Regions from separate parts of the Homo sapiens genome. Here region 2 is linked to region 1. A link is a contact called in ENCODE Hi-C or POLR2A ChIA-PET data. All regions are on one chromosome and are shown on one strand. The core of a region is the stretch at or near the end of the contact, and the rest is flanking DNA. Distances in the headings are between cores, read along the strand shown. Region 1 has its middle 10 kb from the start of ACTRT3. Region 2 holds the start of CLDN11 (claudin 11).

Region 1 (4,090 bases), core at 512-3,011:
GAAGTGACAAAAGGTAACTGTCATTCCTTCATGTTCATTCTTTTAAGGTAATAATATGTGATGGAAGTAAAAACAGCGAAAATACCCAAGAATTAGCCCAGGATATGCAAATTTAAATGTCTGCAGTGGACAGAAAGGAAACAAAGAAGTGAATCACACTGGGAATAAGAAAATGGAGACTATAGAGATGGTAGGGAGAATGAGCTTCCCTTTTTAAGGAGGCAGCAATCTTACAGAAATTGAGCCTAAAATTGTCAGTATTGCAAGAGAAGACAAAAATTCAGATTTTTATGTCAACACCACTGATTATAGAATGTTGGTAGCTAAATTGAAATAAAATTTAAATATTATATAAGTGCATGGTAAAGAATTTGGATGGCTTTTGTTCCTGAACCCTGGGAAGTAGCCTCTAAACCCTTGGAATTCACCAAGAATGGTGGGAGTGTCTTTTCTTGGTAGGCCTCTTGGACTAGACCCAATAGTTTACACTAACGAGATGACTCATGACTGGGGGTTGGTCAGCCATGTGATTAGAGTGTTGGGGCTTTGGGCCCCATGATACTAGCCCGACCTCTTGAGAGACTTGGAGCCACATGTCTGAGCCTTATGACTAGTGATTCATCCAATCATGCCTGTAATGAAGCCCCAATAAAAACTCTGGACACACTGAAGCTTGGATGAACGTCCGTGGTTGGCAGTACTCAGTGTGCTAGGAGGAAAATGTGTCCCTGAGGACATGAGGAGAGGGACAATGGAACCTTCTTTCTGGGACCCTCCCAGACCTCACTCTATGTGTCTCTCCCTTTGGCTGGTTTTGATTTGAATCCTTTTGCTATAATAAAACCATAATAATAACTATAATAAACATCCTTTTGCTATGATAAAACTGTAATAAAACCGAAATAACACTTTCCTGAGTTCTCTAAGTCATTCTACTGAATTATGAAACTTGAAGGGGTAGTGGGAACCCCTAAATTTGTAGGCAGCTTGTCAGATGTAAGGATGGCCTGGGGACCTCCTAGCTTAGGTTGTTGATAGCTGAAGTCATTGCAATGCACCAATAAAAAAACGTTTTGAGATAAAATCTGGTCTATTATAGGCTATTAATTTGCGACCTTTGGCCTAGGCAAATTTAAGCATTCCTGAGTGCTTTCTCTAGAAGGGTGAGGGTTTGGACCATCCTACCAGTTTGAGGCCTACCCAAAATAAATGTATTTGAGAGGAGTTTACACTGGTGGTATCTGTTATAGGTTTCTGGGAATATCACTAAAGAGAAGTTTCAAAATTAAATTTTAATAATATTCTGAAAATAGTAGTGCTAATCCTTCACGTATAGGGGTTAGGGTATTTCTTCCAGTGGTTCTGCCTGAGGGGTGGGCCTGTTTTTCAGTGTCCATTCTGTCAGTCGTTATGGGATGTGAAGAGGGTTCCAAGGGTTCCACCATCACTAGGTGGAAATGAGGCAACTTTTCCCATATTTTTCCTTTACTCTGGTTTGTATCTCCCCTCCTAGGTAGGTATCAAAGTATATATGGTCTTCATTTGTGTTGCCTCAAATTCTCATTTCTTCCTTGATATAAAAAGGAAACAGGAAGACATTGAAATAAGGATATTATTGTGGTCCTGTACTTTTACCCTGTTCTAACCTAGCTGAGGGAATCTAGCATAAGTCACCCAACTTTACATTCCACATGTGTCAACCGGATGTACTAAGACTTCCCTTGAAGGGTGGTTGTGGGGAGAATATATGAGTAATATATATGACAGCAACTGGTATTATTAATGAGAGGAGAAGTCTGTCTTACTCTTTACTTTGCAAGTAATGATTTTACAGCGCTCTGATGGGTATGTTGTAGTTACTCTGGCAGGAAGTGGTTTTGACTTGGGTATATAGTTAAGAGATATATGGAGAAGGGTGGAAGTGCTAATGGTTTGTGAATTTTTAAAATAACACCAATTATGAACTTGATGCACACCTGCAGCTAGAATCTTTCTCTAGATGATGTTTGACTATCATTTTTTTTTTTTTTTTTGTCTTGGGGCTCTAGGTTTTCACTTTGGTGATATTTATGTGTGTACTATGGCTGTCTATATAAGTGTTAAAAGGCATAATTATAGTTATTAAAAACAATTTAAGGAAAACAGAAAAATGCAATAATGAAGAAATACAAATACTGACTTTTTTGTATGATCAATGAGGATATTATAACTAAAATGAAAAACATTATACATATCAGTTGCAAAAACAGTTACATTCCCCACAATCTTTTTAAAAAATGCGAGTAGTTTGCTAAAGTGAACTGGGTGACTTATTTTCAACCTTGGAAGAAAAACTCAATTAAAGCTACATTTGAACTGTAATGGCACCAAGGAGTTCAACTTGACCTCATATGCCAGATTATAATCATCTTTCAAGTGTACAAACAAGGAAGCATAGTTATCAAAGAATGAGAAATACGTTTGTTCAAAGACCATTTACTGCTTTAACAAGAGGTGAAAGCTTGCCAGAAATATATAAACACCTACCCCAGTGCTATTCATAGGCTTAACATGTTCAAAGACTTGGGGGCGGAGGGGGGGCAATTTAAAAATATCTTTGAAGTTGTGGGTATTCATCATCATATCTAATAATGCTTACTTTCTAGAGCCCCTCTCCAAGGAGGGCAAAGCAATTTATCTGACTTATTTTCATGACATCCTTGTGAGATAAGGCAACCACCATTATCTCCCTTCTGCAAATGGAGAAACTGAAACGTTGGGAGGTAAAATCACTTGAAGAAGGTCAGTAGCAGGCCTAAGAATGTAAATACACGCATTTTAGCTTTTAACTGCTATTTTACTTTACAGAAAACTAAACAAACAAAAAATAATTTTAAAAAAATCACATACTTTTTCATTCTCTTTTTAAGTTAAAGAATAATTACTCATCTATCAACTTTTCCTTGGTAAGGAAAACAGTTTAAATGGCTTTTCACAATAACTGGAATCTTATTATACTGGAATGAATGAACCACTTGCAAAGTTGTGATGTTCATTTAACAAACACTAAATACCTAGTCTGCAACATGTTGTATTGTTCAGGGTGTTGAGACTTCAAAGGTGAAACATATATTCCTCATCTTTAAAGGTCTTCCTGGAGAGAGAGATTCTATAAGCAAATTATATGGTGCAGTCTCATGTTATTTAAATTTACTAAATTCATCATTTTATCCCCCAAATCTATTTTTTCTTCCCTTTCCCCTTCCCGTAAATGCTACTGCTACACCCAGGAGCTAAAACCAGTCTTCTGGGCACCACTGCTGATGTCTCATTTTCCCCGCACCCTGCCGTGTCCTCTGGTCTATTTTTTTTTTTTTTGAGATTGGGTCTTGCTCTGTTTCCCAGGCTGGAGTGCAGTGGTGTGACATAGCTCACTGCAGCCCTGAGGCTGAGGTGCGAGGGTCACTTGAGCCCAGGAGTTAGCACAGAGGCAAATGCTAAGTAATCTAATTAATAATGCTTTCTAATTTTTTCAGTTACAAAATTAATGTGACAATATCATAAAAAAAGGTGAGAAATAGAGGGACTACAGATGTGCACCGCCAGCCTAATTTTTAAAATAATTTTTTTGAGAGTCAGGAGCTTGCTATATTGCCCAGGCTGGTCTTGAACTCTTGGCCTCAAGTGATCCTCCCACTTTGGCTTCATTTCTACTACCTTAATCTAGTTCACTATCTTTTTTTTTTTTTTTTTTTTTTTTTGGAGAGAGAGTCTTGTTCTGTTGCCCAGGCTGGAGTGCAATGGTGTGATTTTGGCTTACTGCAACCTCCACCTCCCAGGTTCAAGTGATTCTCCTGCCTCAGCCTCCCAAGGAACTGGGATTACAGGCACGTGCCACAACGCCCAGCAATTTTTGTATTTTTAGTAGAGATGGGGTTTCACCACGTTGGCCAGGCTGGTCTTGAACTCCTGACCTCAGGTGATCCACCTGCCTTGGCCTCCCAAAGTGCTGGGATTACAGGTGTTAGCCACTGCCCCAGCCCAGTTCACCATCTTCTACAAAGACCTGACAGGTCTTTCTACTTCTTATCTTGCCTCACACCCATTACCA
Region 2 (4,404 bases), core at 1,574-4,073, 660 kb before region 1:
CACATTTATTACCCTCCCTTTTTTGCTCAGAAGGAACTAGTACTAGTGGCCTGGGTGAGGCAGAGTTCATAGCAAAGCCAGGAATCTAGCCGACATCTGCCTCACACACCACGACCCTCACGTGCAAAAAGGCCTAACTTCAACGCTGTCTCTTAGCAAGGAACGTTTTGCCAGAATTCGGACTTCACAAGGGCCCTCTTCCAGCACTGCCCATCTCAGCTCCTTCAGAATTAAAGATAATCAGTCAAGTGTCTACTGACTTGAAGATCTCCAGAAAGGAGCTCCAGGAAGTCTGAGGCCCATCCCCTGACCCAGCCGTCCGCCTCTGCGGCTTGTAGAGAGCCAGTACTCACACAAAGCAGGCAGTCAACTGGCAATGCAGGTTCTGAAATCCATGGCACTGGCTGTCCACATGCTACAGTGCCAAGGCCATGTCCGGACACCAAAAGATAGGGACAGAGGACTGTTCCTGCCTCCACCCAAAGTATGAGGGAGGGGGAAGGCAGGAAGGACTAGCGCCGCCCCCCACCCCCCCCCCACCCCCAGAGTATGCACTCCCCTCTGGAGGACAGCCTTTGTTCTCTGAAAACAAACCACTTGGCACTGAATGCTCAGTAAAGTTAATTTCAGGAGAAGAAAACAAAGTTAATTTTATGCTTCAAAGATCCCTACAAATACCATGCCCAGCTTTTAATAAAATACTATAGGTACCATTCATGAAGCATCTACTATCTCAAAGGAGATTACATTTCTTATCTCATTTAATCCTCAAATAATCGTGAAAGATGGGTGGTTGATCTGATTTTAACTTTTAAAAGAAGACAACCGTGGTTCACTGAGGCTAGCAATTTGTCCCCCCTCACCCAGATTGTGAGTCCTGGATGCCGGAGGCTGGCCCGGGTCTGCCAACACCAGCATTAGCCAAAGCTGAGTCTAGATCTGCGTTCGTTGACCTCTGGCCTTCTGAAAGTTCAAAATGAAGGAAAGGATAGCGTAAGGCAAACCAGGCAAGCACTGCCCGCAGCTATTGTGTGCCAGAGGCCATGCCAGGTCCAGAAGAGGAAGCAAAGAGAATAACAGGACGCCATCTCTATCTTCAAGGAATTTAAAACGTAGTGGGAGAACTTCACTCACGAACAATCAACAAAAAACAAGATAAAATGTGCCTTTGTGAGGATAAGAGCCAAGTACTAGGCAGCAAGGAGAAAGGAGGGATTCAGATTCCGACTGCGAGGACCGGAAATAGGGCGTGCTTGGAGGAGGCTTAAGGGGCGAGCACAGTCTTATCTGACTGGCGGCTTCAGGGACAGGTTTCTCCCCATCTTGAGGAAACCGGGAAAATCCTTTAAGTGAGCACAATCCACGAAGGCTGGGGGACAGAAGCCCACCTTGTAGGGACATGCCTTGGGGGTAGAGCAGAGATTCCAGCAGAAAACCAAGGGGGTGCCCGCGACCTCGCCATTGCCCAACCCATTGGTTTAAATCTGAATTGAGGCTGTCGCCCAAAATGTTTCCACAGGACACATGTGAAAATGTGGCCCCTGGCCGGCGCTAGGCTGTCAATTTTTACCTCCCCTTCCCAATCTGAGACACGCTGGAGGGGTGGCGGCGAGCGACCCTCGGCGGCGCGCTCCGTATCTCCCCAGTGGAGTCCGCCCTCCGAGGAGCGCCCGCTCGTCCCTATCCAACCCAGCGGCGCGGAGCGGGAGCCGGCGTCACCGCAGCCCCGCAGTCTGACGCGCCCACAGCAGGGGCGGGGGTAGCGGGGGCAGCGGAGATGGCCCTGGGCACGTGCGGGAATCAACGTGACATTTCCCAAACCAGGCAGCCCAGAGAGCCCTGGACGTGAATTGCTCAGCGGCTGCGCGGACGGAGCTAGGAGGGCTCTAACCTGGCCGGGGGCGCTTCGCCCATCCCATGAGGACCGAGAAACTCAGCCTGAGCCGGTTCGATTCTCCTGTCAGCTTGTGTTACACGCTCCTTCTCACCTCTGCGGGCGGAACCTAACGCGAAGGCTCGGCGCCCCGGGGGAGGCCGGGCGGGAGCGGGAAGCACTTCGGGAAGCGGACGGTGGAAGGATGCGGGCTGGGACCGCAGTAATTAACACGGACTCAGTTCCTATTAGGTGTTCCGGTTTGTTCATTCTCAAAGGGACCCGGCCAGTGTTACCACCGGCCACATTGCCACTATTATCTCAAATTCCAGATAAGAATACTGCGGCCTAGAGAAGTTAAGTTCGGGGCTGCCTAATTCTTTTACAACAAGGTGGGACTAGGGATGTCAAAAACGTACCCAAAGGTCTTCAAGCCCCCAAAATGTCTCTGTGACGCCGTCTAATATCCCGCTCTCTACCCAGAGGATAAGGATTTGGGAGCCGCCGCCAAGCTCGGGTCCTTACCCGGCAGGATGAGGATGTCCACCAGGGGCTTGCAGTGGTACAGCCCCGTGGCCATGACGCAGTCGGCCCACAGCCCCTTGGAGCCCAGCTCATCCAGCTTGCGGCAGGTGGGGATGGTGTAGCCGCAGGTCACCACCCAGTCATTGGTGGAGGTGGTCACGATGACCCCGATCCAGCCCACGAAGCTCGTGACGAAGCCCACCACCTGCAGGCACGTGGCCACCATGGTGGCCGCCAGGATGTCCCCGTGCCTCGCCCCTCACGGCTGTGCCTGGGCCTGGGCTGGACAGTGCCTGCCCAGGTACGTCTCCCACGCTCGCGAGCCGCTGGAGGGCGACGGCCCGAGGCGGGACACTGGAGGTGGAGGTGGGCGCCGGAGGCTGCGAGCTCAGCGGCGAAGGGCGCACGGCGGGGACAGCAGCGCTGCTGGGCAGCGCGCCCCCGCCCCCTCTTTAAGCCCCGCGGCTCCGGCCGGCGAGCACCAATCGGCGGCAGCCCCGGGGCGCGCCGGCCAATCGCGGGGCGGGGCCGGGAGGGAAGCGTGAAGGGGAGCAGAGTAACCCCAGGGGGGCCATTGGGCCGCCCCACCCCGTCCGCAGCGCAGTCCGGCGATGCAAAGTAAAACAATTCCATCCAGGTCCAGAGAAACGGAGAGCGCAAAGAGGGCGTGCGTTTGTCGAGAGTTCTGTTTTCCTGCGACTGGTTTCTCTTCTTATAGCCCCTCTCTCATCTCAGTCTCTGGGTGTCCATTCCGCTCCGACCCTCCTCAGCTCCTCCCTGCTCGCTCCTTCTTCCCTGCTGCGAGCACTCCAAGGGCGCTCGGTACAGTCCCCCGACGACCCAGGATTGTGACAGACTGAAAAGTGCAGTAGGGACAAACGCGAGGCATTCAGTACACACAGTTACTAGAAGAAAGAAAACGATGCTTTTCAGTGGTTGAACATCATCAGCGGCAAACGTGGCCATAATAATCAACAATAGCAACTCACATTTATCGAGCTGTGTTATATATTATGCAGATGCATTTTACATGCATTAGCTCATTTAATCCTCATAACAGCCTTTGAGGTAGGAACAATTGTCAATGACACATACTAGGCCGGGAGTGGTGGCTCACACCTGTAATCCCAGAACTTTGGGAGGCCAAGGTGGGCGGATCACCTAAGGTCAGGAGTTCGAGACCAGCCTGACCAACATGGTGAAACTCCATCTCTACAGAAAATACAAAAATGAGCCGGGCATGGTGGCGCATGCCTGTAACCCCAGCTGCTTGGGAGGCTGAGGCAGGAGAATAACTTGAAGGAGGTTGCAGTGCGCCAAGATCGTGCCACTGCACTCCAGCCTGGGCAACTGAGTGAGACAACGTCTCAAAAGCAAACAACAACAACAACAACAAATTACACGCACTAGCCATAGAGAAACAGCACAAGAAGGTTGAGTTGCCCAAGTTCACGCAGCTAGGAAGGGGTAGATACCATGGGCCCATCTCATCCCTTTCACGAACTGTTTCTAGGAAACTGTCCTGATCAGTCTGAAAATTCCTAAGGGGTTCATGTGTCCCATTTTAGACGCATTAAAAGCTACAGCAGACTTCTCTGGCTCACTGTAAATAAATTAATATCTGTACCCCACTGAGAAAACTGCCTAGCCCAGAATGAGCGCTCTGATAGTGTAAAGCTATCATCATCACCATCAACATCATTAAGCCACCATGCATACAAATAGGCCGCATTATTTGCACCTTTTTATTCAGATAGGGAAGTCTTCCTTGAGCTGCATTTACATTCAACAGTTTTCACTCCCTTTGAAACATTTGGCTTATCTTATTATCTCCTTCTATCCATTCCCTTGGACCACTGCCTCCTCACCAATCATGAGACTTAAAGGTGTGAGGATTTCAGAAAGCACAAAAACTTCCTGCTCAGCGTTCTAAAATCTAAGATACTAACCATAAATCATAGGTACTGAGCTTTCCCAAAGCCAGCCCTAATGCTGGTTATCAGTGC

The links. A loop is a pair of places that touch in the nucleus more often than their neighbours do. ChIA-PET counts read pairs that join two places held with the same protein, here RNA polymerase II (POLR2A). Pooled maps may share reads with other maps.
Region 2: a loop to region 1 is called in a map of vagina, with 10 times the contacts of the local background. The contact joins the promoter of CLDN11 here to the enhancer-like site in region 1. A Hi-C loop is called at or near these places in 12 of 168 maps with a recorded cell type or tissue (A673, B cell, CD8-positive, alpha-beta T cell and 8 more), 21 of 37 single-sample maps with no recorded cell type and 13 of 50 pooled maps. POLR2A ChIA-PET finds 5 or more read pairs at or near these places in 1 of 52 experiments (A673).

Annotation. Positions count from the first base shown.
Region 1 is chr3:169,757,147-169,761,236 of GRCh38, reverse strand. No RefSeq gene overlaps it. Among named protein-coding and RNA genes, the nearest start is that of ACTRT3, 10 kb to the left of the region's middle. Within about 2 kb of position 1,761, at least 4 of the 41 ENCODE cell types and tissues checked have a DNase peak (open chromatin) inside an H3K27ac peak, as active enhancers do; they include CD8-positive, alpha-beta T cell and OCI-LY7, where a contact is called at or near this core.
Region 2 is chr3:170,417,287-170,421,690 of GRCh38, reverse strand. It overlaps CLDN11 (claudin 11), which reads right to left and starts at 2,823. Exons shown (of 3, transcript NM_005602.6): 1 at 2,399-2,823. The coding sequence starts at 2,624. RefSeq lists an enhancer at 2,123-3,075.